Regions from separate parts of the Homo sapiens genome. Here region 1 is linked to region 2. The links are chromatin loops, found by intact Hi-C in ENCODE. Cell type or tissue: endothelial cell of umbilical vein. All regions are shown on one strand. Links, peaks and the distances in the headings refer to the core of each region. The heading gives the core; the rest is flanking DNA. Region 1 has its middle 46 kb from the start of RPS4Y1. Region 2 holds the start of ZFY-AS1 (ZFY antisense RNA 1).

Region 1 (5,379 bases), core at 165-5,164, 120 kb after region 2:
TTTAGAAGAGATGGGGTTTCACCATCTTGGCCAGGCTGGTCTTGAACTCCTGACCTCATGATCCACCCACCTCAGCCTCCCGAAGTCTGGGATTACAGGTGTGAGCCACCGTGCCTGGCCTTTTTATACTTATTTTTAAACACACTGGAAACACTAAGATCATAACAGAGGAAATAATAAAATCAAGTATCTATAAACCACCACAGAGCCAGATTATTTTCACAAAAGGCAATGAAACTTAACCTTTTAAATATTAATATAAATTAGATACTTATACTAATGTAGCTGATGATAAATGATGACAGATCTTGGGGCAAAGAATTCATGGAAGGCTTCATAAGGAGGTAGATAGTAAGAAAAGAACAGAGGCCAAGCACAGTGGCTCATGCCTATAATCCCAGGATTTTGGGAGGTTGAGGTGGGAGGACTGCCAGGAGTCTGAGGCCAGCCTGGGTAATACAATGAGACCCTGTCTGTACAAAAAATAATTTTAGCCTGGCATGCTGGTTTCTGCCTGTGGTCCCATCTACTTGGGAGGCCAAGGTGGGAAGATTCCTTGAGCCTGGAAAATCAAGTTGGCAGCAAACTATGATGGCACAGCTGTATCACAGCCTAGGTGACAGAGATTCCATCCCTCCCTATTAAAATGAAGAAAAGAAAGAAAGGAAGAAAAAAGAAGGAAGGGAAGGAAGAGAGAAAGAAAAGAAAGAAAGAGGAAGAAAGGAAAGAAGGAAGGAGGGACGGAGGGAAGAAGGGAGGGAGGAAGGAAGGGAGATGGGAGAGGAGGGGAGGGGAGGAGAGCAGAGGGAAGGAAGAAAGAACAGGCAGAGAGCCAAGTGTGACTTGATTCTGGAATAATGAAAACATAGAAAAATTCAATGAGGGGCTTATATTGGGAAAAAACAGGAAAAAAAAAGGTTAGTTTGAATCAGGCTTTTTTATATGGGCCTGAAATACTAGGGAGAGGTGAGAAACTACTATAAATTATTGAGAATAGTATGAAGAAATTGCTAAGTCCTAATAAGGAAGGAGGAGTCTGGCTGGTGGGACAGAAGAAAGGCAGAAAAAGAAGGCAGATAAGCTATAAGTCTACCTTTCTTCATTGTTTCAGGATACACAGCCCTCCTGGACAAATAATCCAGTCTTTCTGCAGCTTTCTGCAGCTATGACCAGACCCTCAGCTGATAGAAAAATGCAAGTTAGCTCAGTGCAACTTTGGTTGTGGTGTTATCAATACTGCACAAAGCCCTCTGCAGTACACAACATAAACACTGTTCCAAAAAATTCTCAGCAAGCCTTTGTTTCCTTGCAGTAGGGTCTTTTTGCTGCCCTGCTTGTTGCATCCTTGCAACATAGTTCCATACTTTTCCTAATAAATCTGCCTTTCTTATAACTGTTTTGGTAAATTCTTCTTACTACCTGTGTGATACCAGCCCTAGACAGTAGCTGATAAGCAATGACATTTTGGGGGTCCATACAGGGACTCTCCTTACGGGGAACGCACTTGCCTTTCTCTTTCCCAACTCAGGATCCTCAGTGAACAGCACCTAAGCACAGAGACAAGTGAACATCTCTGGCTGAAACTACATTCCAGTGGGACTGAAAAATGTTCGTGTGGAAGCATCTGACCACCAATGACCATGCAGGTGAAGAACCTAAGATTATTTTGTGTTTTAAGTCTTGCAACAGCTGGCTTCCAGTATCCCTCTGGCAACTATAGTAACTGCCCTGTTTTCTGTTGTTGCATGAAGGCCAAAGTGTGAACAGAGCTGACTGCCTTGCCTAAAAAGGACTAAAACTCTATTCTATCTTTTGTAGTAGAAAGTCCCTAATCCCTACAAGGGATGTGACTGACAGCAGAAGCTCATTCAGAGTTGTTTTAGGTGACTCAGACTCTCTCTTTCTCATTCTGAATTCTCTTCTTGAGTAATTCAGCCATCCTGCTCTAGACGTTACTAAATCAGGTGATCTCAGACAACCTCCGAACAAGGAGTCTTCCCTCACCCGCTCCATCTGCTGGCCTAGCACAGATTGAGTACTCTGTGTACCCATTTTCCTCACCAATCACCCAGCATAAGGCTCCTGAGCAGCCAAGAGATCTTTTCCAATAGGAGGAATGCCCCTTTAGAAAATGTACCCAAGTCCCTCAGCAGACACAAGTGAAATGCTCTTCACCTCGGCAGGAAACCCAAAAAAAACAGCGGTTCATGAAAGCTCCTGAGCAGTGTGTTTTCCAGTCCCATGATGGGACAAAGCCTATCTATTCCTTCAGACTCACCTCTTGGCAATGTTCTAAAGCATTGTGATAAATTTGACTCCCAAACCCTCAAATAGAAATGTCTAATTTTCTTGTGTAATACAGCATTGTTCCTATGCAGAAAATCATTAAAGTAGTTTCTGTAGTGAGCCAGCAAAGGAATCGTGACCAACTCAGCATTCCACTGGAGGCTATATGATCAAACAGGAAACTGTTTATCACGAGTGCAGGATGTGGGCAAACTCACACTGCGCCTGCTGCCAAAAGGTTTGCTGAGGGCAGTCACTCCCTGGCACCAGTCTCCTTGAAGTTATCTGCTGGGAAATTTAGCACCTATTGTTTCAAGGATGCAGTCTCGCAAGCCAGCTGTAAACCAAATGGCTGACTGACAATTACCTGACAATCACCACCACCACCACCCCCACACTGGCCCCCACCGCTTTCTCATTATCTCTTTTACCTAATAAATTCAGAGGGCTGAAAAAGCTCTGGGCCCTTGTCCACTAGAGGCAAAGCGCCCCCAAACCCTTCTTCCAAATACACTCTTTTGTCTTTGTCTTTTATTCCCACGTTCATCCTCCTTTGTTCAGTCCCACAAGGTCCGTGCAGGTTACAAGTGGCGTCCGGACACAGGACTTCGAGGATGTAAATGAAGAAGGTCTGCTGGAGCAGAGGAACTGAAATTGACAAGGTGAAGGGGGACCCCAGGATAAATCTGCCAGCAGCAGATATAACATCAGTGCCCTAAAGAGGTACTGGGAGCAGTGCTTTAAAGAAATACTGGGAACGGGAAGTTTTCTGAATCAGGGTAACATGGGGCAGAATTTGTCTATTGAAGAAAAATATTATGTGCAGTTGCTTAAAGTTTTGTTGAAACAAACTGGTGCTCAAGTTAGTTCTCAGACATTAACATGCTGCAGGAGGTTATTAGGCGTAATTCATGGTTTCCACAGGCAGGCACTCTTGATACGGAAAATTGGGACAGAGCAGGAAAAGAATTAAAACAGGCCCATCAAAAAGGTCTTAAAGTTGATTCTTCTGTTTTTTCCACTTGGAGTTTAATTCATACTGTTCATCTATCAATATGTCCTTATTATTCTGCAGGACAGCATGCTGAGTCTAAAAATCTGAAAGCATCTGTTGTCCCACCCACAACATTGACTGAAAATTAAAAACAGAACAGGGAGGATACCTATACCACAGGGAGGATTGGCCTATACCCCCTTCTCCAATTGCAGAAACATCTGTACCACCTCCTTCAATAGCAGAAATAGAAACCCCAATATAAAGAATTTTATGCTCTGCTGCCACAGCTGGGGAGTCCTTAGGAGCTTATGCTTTTCCTATTTCCATAAGGCCTGATCCAAACAATCCATAGCAGGTTATTCATGAACACACTCCACTAGAGTTTAAGTTGTTGAAGGAATTAAAAAGCAAGTGTGGTAAATAATGGCGTACAGAGTCCATTCACTTTAGGATTACTAGAATCTGCGTTCGGTGCTATGCATCTTTTAGCCTTTGATGTAAAACACTTGGCACAAACTTACTTGTCTGCTAGCGCATATCTGACATGGAATTTAAATTGGCAAGACATGTGTGCAGACCAGGCTAGACAAAATAATGCTGCTGGACACGGAGACATTACAGAGGATATGCTGTTAGGTAATGGCCCTTATTCAGACCTGGAGTGACAAATGGCACTCCCACACTTTGTTTATCTGCAGTGTGCAAAGGCTGCTAAAAATGCCTGGGCCACAATTCCTAAAGGAGGAGTCCCAGTACAAGCCTTTTTACATATCATGCAAAGGTCACAGGAGCCCTATTTGCAATTTCTTGCAAGATTACAAGAGGCAGTGAAGCATCAGATTCCTCATACTGAGGGTGCAGAAGAGCTAACCTTAACTCTAGCTTTTGAGAATGCAAACACGGATTGTAAACATGCACTAGCACCAGCAAGGTGTACACAAAACTTGGGAAATTTTCTCAGAGCTTGTCAGGATGTAGGAACTGAGCTTCATTGATCTGCAATGTTAGCGCAAGCAATGGCTAATTTAGCAGTTGACAAATCTAAAAGGAGCCAAGGGTCAAACCCTAAAATGGGAAAATGTTATAATTGTGGAAAAATTGGACATTTTAAAAAGGAATGCTGCCAGTTCTCAGGACAGAAAGGACCTTACAATGCAGTGTCCCACCCAGTGGGAAAAAAAAACGCCAGGACTTTGTCCTCACTGTTAACAAAGGAAATCACCAGGCTAATCAGTGCCACTCAAGATTTAATCAGAATGGCACCCCGCTGTTGGGAAATGAGAGGGGGGCCTGGACCCCGGCCCCTCAAACAATGAGGGCATTCCCAGTTCAGACCTCAACCCCATTTCAGGCATGGGTTCCTGGAGGCACATTGATTCCCTCACCCCAGGAGCACCAGGAAGTGCAGGATTAGATCTACCCCTCAAGAGAAAGAATCACATTAGTTGTGGGAGAAAAACCCATCAAAGTTCCCACTGGTTTTTGGGGACCTTTACCAGCAGGATACATGGGACTAATTTTAGGGAAAAGCCGTCTTAACCTACAGGACATTAATGTAGTCCCAGGAGTTATTGACTCAGATGAAGGAGAAATTCAAGTAGTTTTTGTTTGTTTGTTTCTGAGACGGAGTCTCGCTCTGTTGCCCAGGCTGGAGTGTAGTGGCACAATCTCGGCTCACTGCAACCTCTGCCTCCTGGGTTCACACCATTCTCCTGCCTCAACCTCCTGAGTAGCTGAGACTACAGGCACTCGCCACCACGCCCGGCTAATTTTTTTGTAATTTTTAGTAAAGACTAAAAATTACACTGTGTTAGCCAGGATGGTCTCGATCTCCTGACCTTGTGATCCGCCCACCTCGGCTTCCCAAAGTGCTGGGATTACAGGTGTGAGCCACTGTGCCCAGCCCTTAATTTTTTAAAGTACATCTCACATAATATAAAATTATTTTAAAGTGTACAATTCAATGGAATTTAATATGCTTATGATGTTATACAATCATCACCTCACTCTAGTTCTTAAACATTTCTATCACCCAACAGGAAAGCTCTTATCTACTAAACAGTTCTTTGTATTCCCCATCCCCTCTGCAGCAACCA
Region 2 (5,379 bases), core at 282-5,281:
ATCCTGTGTTCTAATTGCCACTTCAAATGCCCTTGAATGCCATGTATTGCTTCTCAGGGAAGTGGGTAATAACGAAACCGAACCAGTGTTTCTCCTGATTTTAGTTCTACTATCTTTTGTATCTGGTTCACAGCGAGGGTAGGGGCATTATCTTCAGCCCACACTCTACGAATTTTACTAGGCACCCATACAGCTCATCTAGCCCCAGCTTTGACAACCCTTCTGCATACAGCCTCCATTCTTCCACCTGTGGGACATCAAGAGTTAACACCATATATTCAGGATGGTGGCAGGCTTAAAGTTATGGCCCCTTAGGCCCCTACTTCCACCTCTCCCTCATCACCCTCTGGACATTCATTCTTCCAGTGTCCTTTCTTCTTGCACCCCACACACTGGTCCCTATCTAGTGCTGCCTGATCCTCGGGTCTTTGCCTGATTTGACCTCTTCCTTGTCCGCACCTACATCCACTTCGTCTTGGGACATTCGCCCCCCTTTCCATAAGTGCTGCCACCAGCAAATTGGCCTTTTCCCTGAGTCTCCTCCTCACAGTTAGTGTACACCTTGGTGGCCACTTCTAAAACCTGAGTGACATTCATGCCAGTGAAACACTCTAGCTTTTGCAGCTTTCGCCTGATGTCTCCCTGGGTTTGCCCTACAAACACTGCGTTTACCATGCACTGGTTCTCAGTAGCCTCAGGGTCAAATGGACTGCAAAGCTGGAAGGCCTCATAGAGTCTCTCATAAAACTGGCTACAGCTTTCATCTGCTCTCTGAAGCACCTCTGAAATGTTTCCCATATTGAATGCCTTTTTCTCTCCTTTTCTCAAAACTTGCAGGAGTGCCTCTTGGTACCTCTGCAGTTGCTGTAGTTGGGCTTCCTTGTTTGGGTCCCAGTGCGGGTCTGCTTCTGGGAACTGGCCCTGTGCATATGCCAGGACATTAAGGGTGCCTTCCAGTGCATTGTTTTCTAGCCACTGGTGGGCTACCTAGGTCACCCTTCAGCATTCCTTGGTGTTGAACAGCATCAGGAAAAGCTGTTTGCAGTCTGGCCAAGTTGGATTGTGTGTCTCAAAAATAGACTGCATCAGATTTTGTGAGAGCTTGGGGCTTCTCCATGTAGGAGGGAGTATGGTGTTTCCAGTTTAGGAGATCAATAGTTGAAAAAGGGTGATAAATGAAAGTTGGTTGCCCACCCTTGGACCTGGCCCTGTTCATCATAATACATGGGTCCCCAAGTTTCTCAGAGAGGCATCTGCAAAGCTCTTGCAGCCAGATTAAAGGCGGCCTGCTTGATCATTTTGACCTTCCTCCTTGACCTCCTGGGGCAAGGGCTCAGATTTCACACTTTGGGGTTAGCCTGAGGTGTATCATCATCTGAGTCTGGCTGCTATTGGGCCAGGCTTGGTAAAGGTGGATAGATTGGTGCATAGGGGAGAGGGGTTTCTATTTCCGCTGGTGGTTCCTGCAAAACTGGTTTTTCTTGTGGTTTTTCCTTTCTGTTTGTAGCTGACAGTAAAGCTGAATTCTCTTTCACTTTTGGCTCAGCTCGAGCTACCAGTGTTCTGCAATAAGCTGCCAGGCAGGGCTCTAGCCATACAGGTCGAGTTTGAATTATATTCAGCCGTGAGTCAATATAAGGAAATTGGCCTGGAAGTCCAGGCTGTCCTCCGACCTCAGTCACCACCTTAAATACACAGCCAATTATTTCCCCATCTATAGTTCCTTCGGCCGGCCATCCAATACTGAAAGAGGACCACTCTATTTCACAGACAGTTCTCAACCTCTGGGGGTCAACTTGATCCCATAATCCCCCACATAATCTTTCTTAAAGTTGTTTAACATGCATTCTAATGGGGTGGGTTTCAACAACTTCCCTCCCATTTCCTCCCATTTACAGCACAATTCACTCACTGTTTTACTTTCACTTCAGACCGATTAGACTGTCTCCCTCACAGGAGTATTTCAGACACTGCTAAGCTTTAAAGGAGGGTTTGAGTCCCAAACCCAGACCACCACAATCACTAAACTGTGGGGCACCTCCCTAGCATACAGTCTATGCTAAGAGACCTGTGGCTCCACACACACCATTCCCCACGTTGGTTCCTTTTGGAATCGTCTGTTTCACACACATTCACACACCTCCCCACTCCCGGTTTCGTTTCTTAACTGACTTAGCAAGCCACTTTTGTGTCCTGGGTTGGTTGGGGTGTAGGTTTCTTCCAAATTTGCGAGCCACTCTTGCATCCTGGGTCATATTACTAGGTATACCCTGGGAGGTGATGAGGCTCCCCTTCTGTCATGGGACAGGTCTTGCCTCGGGCCCAAACCTTACCGAGGTCCTGTAGCACACTGTTCCTTGAATCATCCTGTAGCCCCTTAGGTTCTGTTGTGCTGTCAGAGAGCGGCACCAGGTTGCGGGAGAGCTGATCTCCCCTCGGGTTGAAGTTGTCCTGATAGCATGCCTGGAGTCACGGGTCTCCCCCAGGCTGGGGCCCCAGACCCACAGGCAAAGGAGACAGCAAACCTGTCGTCTTCACTCCTGGCTGGCTCACCAAAATGTGGCTGGAATCAGGAGACCGGAGAGACCAATGAGGGGAACAGGACGATTGTATTTAGGTGGCCACCAGCTCAGCAGATTAATACCCAGAGGCTGAGCAATGAGCAAAGAAAGGGCTTGACTTTTATTCATGTGACCAAAGGGTGTTGGCCTGTGGTGCAAAACTTGTGGGGTGGGGAAAGCAAGCTTACAGAAGCAGAACAAACGCAGTTAAACTGTGACAGGTCTTGTAACTCAGGCATGTCTTGTGACCTTTGCCATCCTGCACAGATGGGAAAAACAGGACCTTACAAAATCCTTGCAAACTTGCAGAAATAGTTACAAAAATAGTTATACAAGCAGAACAAAGAATGATGGCATGGGTAGAGAATTTCAGGAAGACACTGATAAGAACTTGTTTCTCTTGTCCCTGTTTTTGGAACCCATTTCTTCAGGGCCCCTACCTGGCCTTGCAGGTAATGTTATCACAGCTGTAGCTGGACTTTGGAGTGAGTCAGCCTGGTCAGGGAAGGACTTGTTTTTCTTTTTACTTGTTTTTCTTATATTTCCTGCTTCATGAGCAAGAAACAACAAGCTTTACCTTCACAGTAGAAGAGTCCAGCAGAACAAAGTTGGAAGCAGAGGGAGTGAATCTAAACCTATGGACAGATTCATCTTGGAAACCCTAAGTGAGGCTAAAGGTGAGTGTCTAGCTGATACCAGAAAGTCATTATGACTAATTCTAACTGTTGGAGTGCAAAAGTCAGTCTCAAAGCTAACAGCCAGTACTAGGAAACAGAAACAAAGTAACAAGAAACTCTTATAGCAGCAGAGTCCTCCTAAATAATTCCATTGCCTGGTATTTTTCATCATTAATCTACTTAGAAAGAAAATTGGGCCTTTTTAAATTATTATTATGATGAACTGCTCATAACATAAAATTTTCCACGATAATCATTTTTAAGTGTACAATTCAGTACTTTTAAATGCCTTCACATTGTTGATGTAACCTGTTTCTAGAACTTTATCTTGTAAAACAGAAATGCTATACCTATTAAAACAACTTCTCCCTATTTTCCCCTCCCCACAGTCCTGTCAACCATCATCTACATACTGTCTCCCTGAATTTGACTATTCCAGGGACTTCATATAGACAGAATCATGCTGTATTTGTTCTTTTATGTCTGGCTTATTTTACTTAACACTGTTTTTACTGTAAGTCCAGTTGTAGCATATGTCAGAATTGTATTCTATTTTAAGGCTGAATAACATTCCATTTTAAGTATATTTCATATTTTGTTTATCCGTTCATCTCTTAATGGAAATGTGAATTGTTTCCACCTTTTGCAGTTGTGCATACTCTTGCCATAAATATTTATGTCCAAATATCTGTGAGCCAGGCTTTCAATTATTTGGGGTATATATGTAATCTTGGAATTGCTGAATCATTTTCCACATCAGCTGCACCATTTTGTACTTTCACTAGCAATTCATAATATCCATTTTCTCCACATTTTTCCCAACACTTATTTGCTCTTAAAAGTAAGTATTAATTTGTATGAAATGGTATCTCGTTGTAGCTTTAATCTGCATTTCCCTAATGGACAATGATGTTGAGAATCTTTTCATGTGCTTATTGATGATTTGTATATCTTCTTTGGTGAGAAATGTCCATTCAAACCCTTAGCCTATTTTTAATTGGTTTTTCTTGTTGAGTTGTAGGAGTTATTTATATATTCTGGATATTAGTTTCTTATCAGATATATGATTGACAGATATTTTCCCTATTTGTGGATTGCCTTTTCACTCTGTTGGTAGTGTTTTTAGGTATTCAGAAGTTTCTAATTTTGTCCAGCTTACATATTTTTTATTTTGCTGGGTGTAGTGGCTTAAACCTGTAATCCCAGCACTTCGGGAGGTCAAGGTGGGCAGATGACCTGAGGTCGGGAGCTTGAGACTGGAGTCACCAACATGGAGAAACTCTGTCTTTACTAAAAAACAAAATTAGCTGGTCGTGGTGGCACATGCCTATAATCCCAGCTAATCCCAGATTCTCTCGAGGGAGGAGAATTGCTTGAACCCAGGAGGCAGAGGTTGCAGTGAGCCAAGATTGTGCTATTGCACGCCAGCCTGGGCAACAACAGCAAAACTCCATTTCAAAAAAAAGATATTCTGAAGTATTTTATTCTTTTGGATTCTATTTTAAATAGGATTATTTTCTTAATTTCCTTTTCAGATTATTCAGTGCCAATATATGAAAATATGACTTATTTGTATGTACTGAATGTCTAACAGTTTGTGTATTTTTTTGTGTAATCTTTATGTTTTCAACATAAAGGTTTACGTCATTAGCAAATTAAGATGATTTCATTAATCTTTTACAATTTAGATGCCTGTTATTTTTTCCTTGCCAATTGACCTGCCTTAAATTTCCAGTACGCTGTTAAATAGCAGCAATTTAGATAGGCACCTCTGGCACAGTGGCTCACACTGTAATCCCAGCACTTTCGGAGGCCAAGGCAGACGGATCACTTGAAGCCAGGAGTTCAAATTCAACTTTTCCTTTTTTGCAGAATTTCTGTGTACTATTTACCAATGATCTAAAACGCAACATATTGTAGTGTAAACCTAAAAAAACAAACACAGAGACTCTTTAAAAGAAAAGGTGTTTATTTGGAAAAGGAAAATTGCAAGCAATGCACAAGCTATAGTAAACTAGGTGCACATTCAGAGCAGTAAAGGAAGACAAAGGAGCTTTAAAGTAGTAAATGAGGAGGATTACATAACTGTTATGAAATAACTATCCCTGGCTACAAAGATCAGTAACACAGGTGTGTGGGTA

The links. Peaks named below come from ENCODE experiments on the same cell type or tissue, not always from the same donor. Only the 100,000 strongest peaks of a DNase experiment are listed, where the experiment ranks them.
Region 1: it touches region 2 in a loop (4-fold over the local background); 1 of 110 quality-filtered maps calls a loop at or near these places.

What each region holds. Positions count from the first base shown.
Region 1 is chrY:2,884,712-2,890,090 of GRCh38, reverse strand. No RefSeq gene overlaps it. Among named protein-coding and RNA genes, the nearest start is that of RPS4Y1, 46 kb to the right of the region's middle. In endothelial cell of umbilical vein, for the core only: no CTCF peak of the experiment used is centred there; a DNase peak (open chromatin) is centred at 2,470; H3K27ac peaks cover 1,753 bases.
Region 2 is chrY:3,000,172-3,005,550 of GRCh38, reverse strand. It overlaps ZFY-AS1 (ZFY antisense RNA 1), which reads left to right and starts at 2,925. Exons shown (of 3, transcript NR_144458.1): 1 at 2,925-3,238. LINC00278 (long intergenic non-protein coding RNA 278) reads right to left here and starts at 2,555. Exons shown (of 4, transcript NR_046502.1): 1 at 2,334-2,555. In endothelial cell of umbilical vein, for the core only: no CTCF peak of the experiment used is centred there; DNase peaks (open chromatin) are centred at 1,650, 1,910, 2,090 and 3,130; H3K4me3 peaks cover 818 bases; H3K27ac peaks cover 1,158 bases.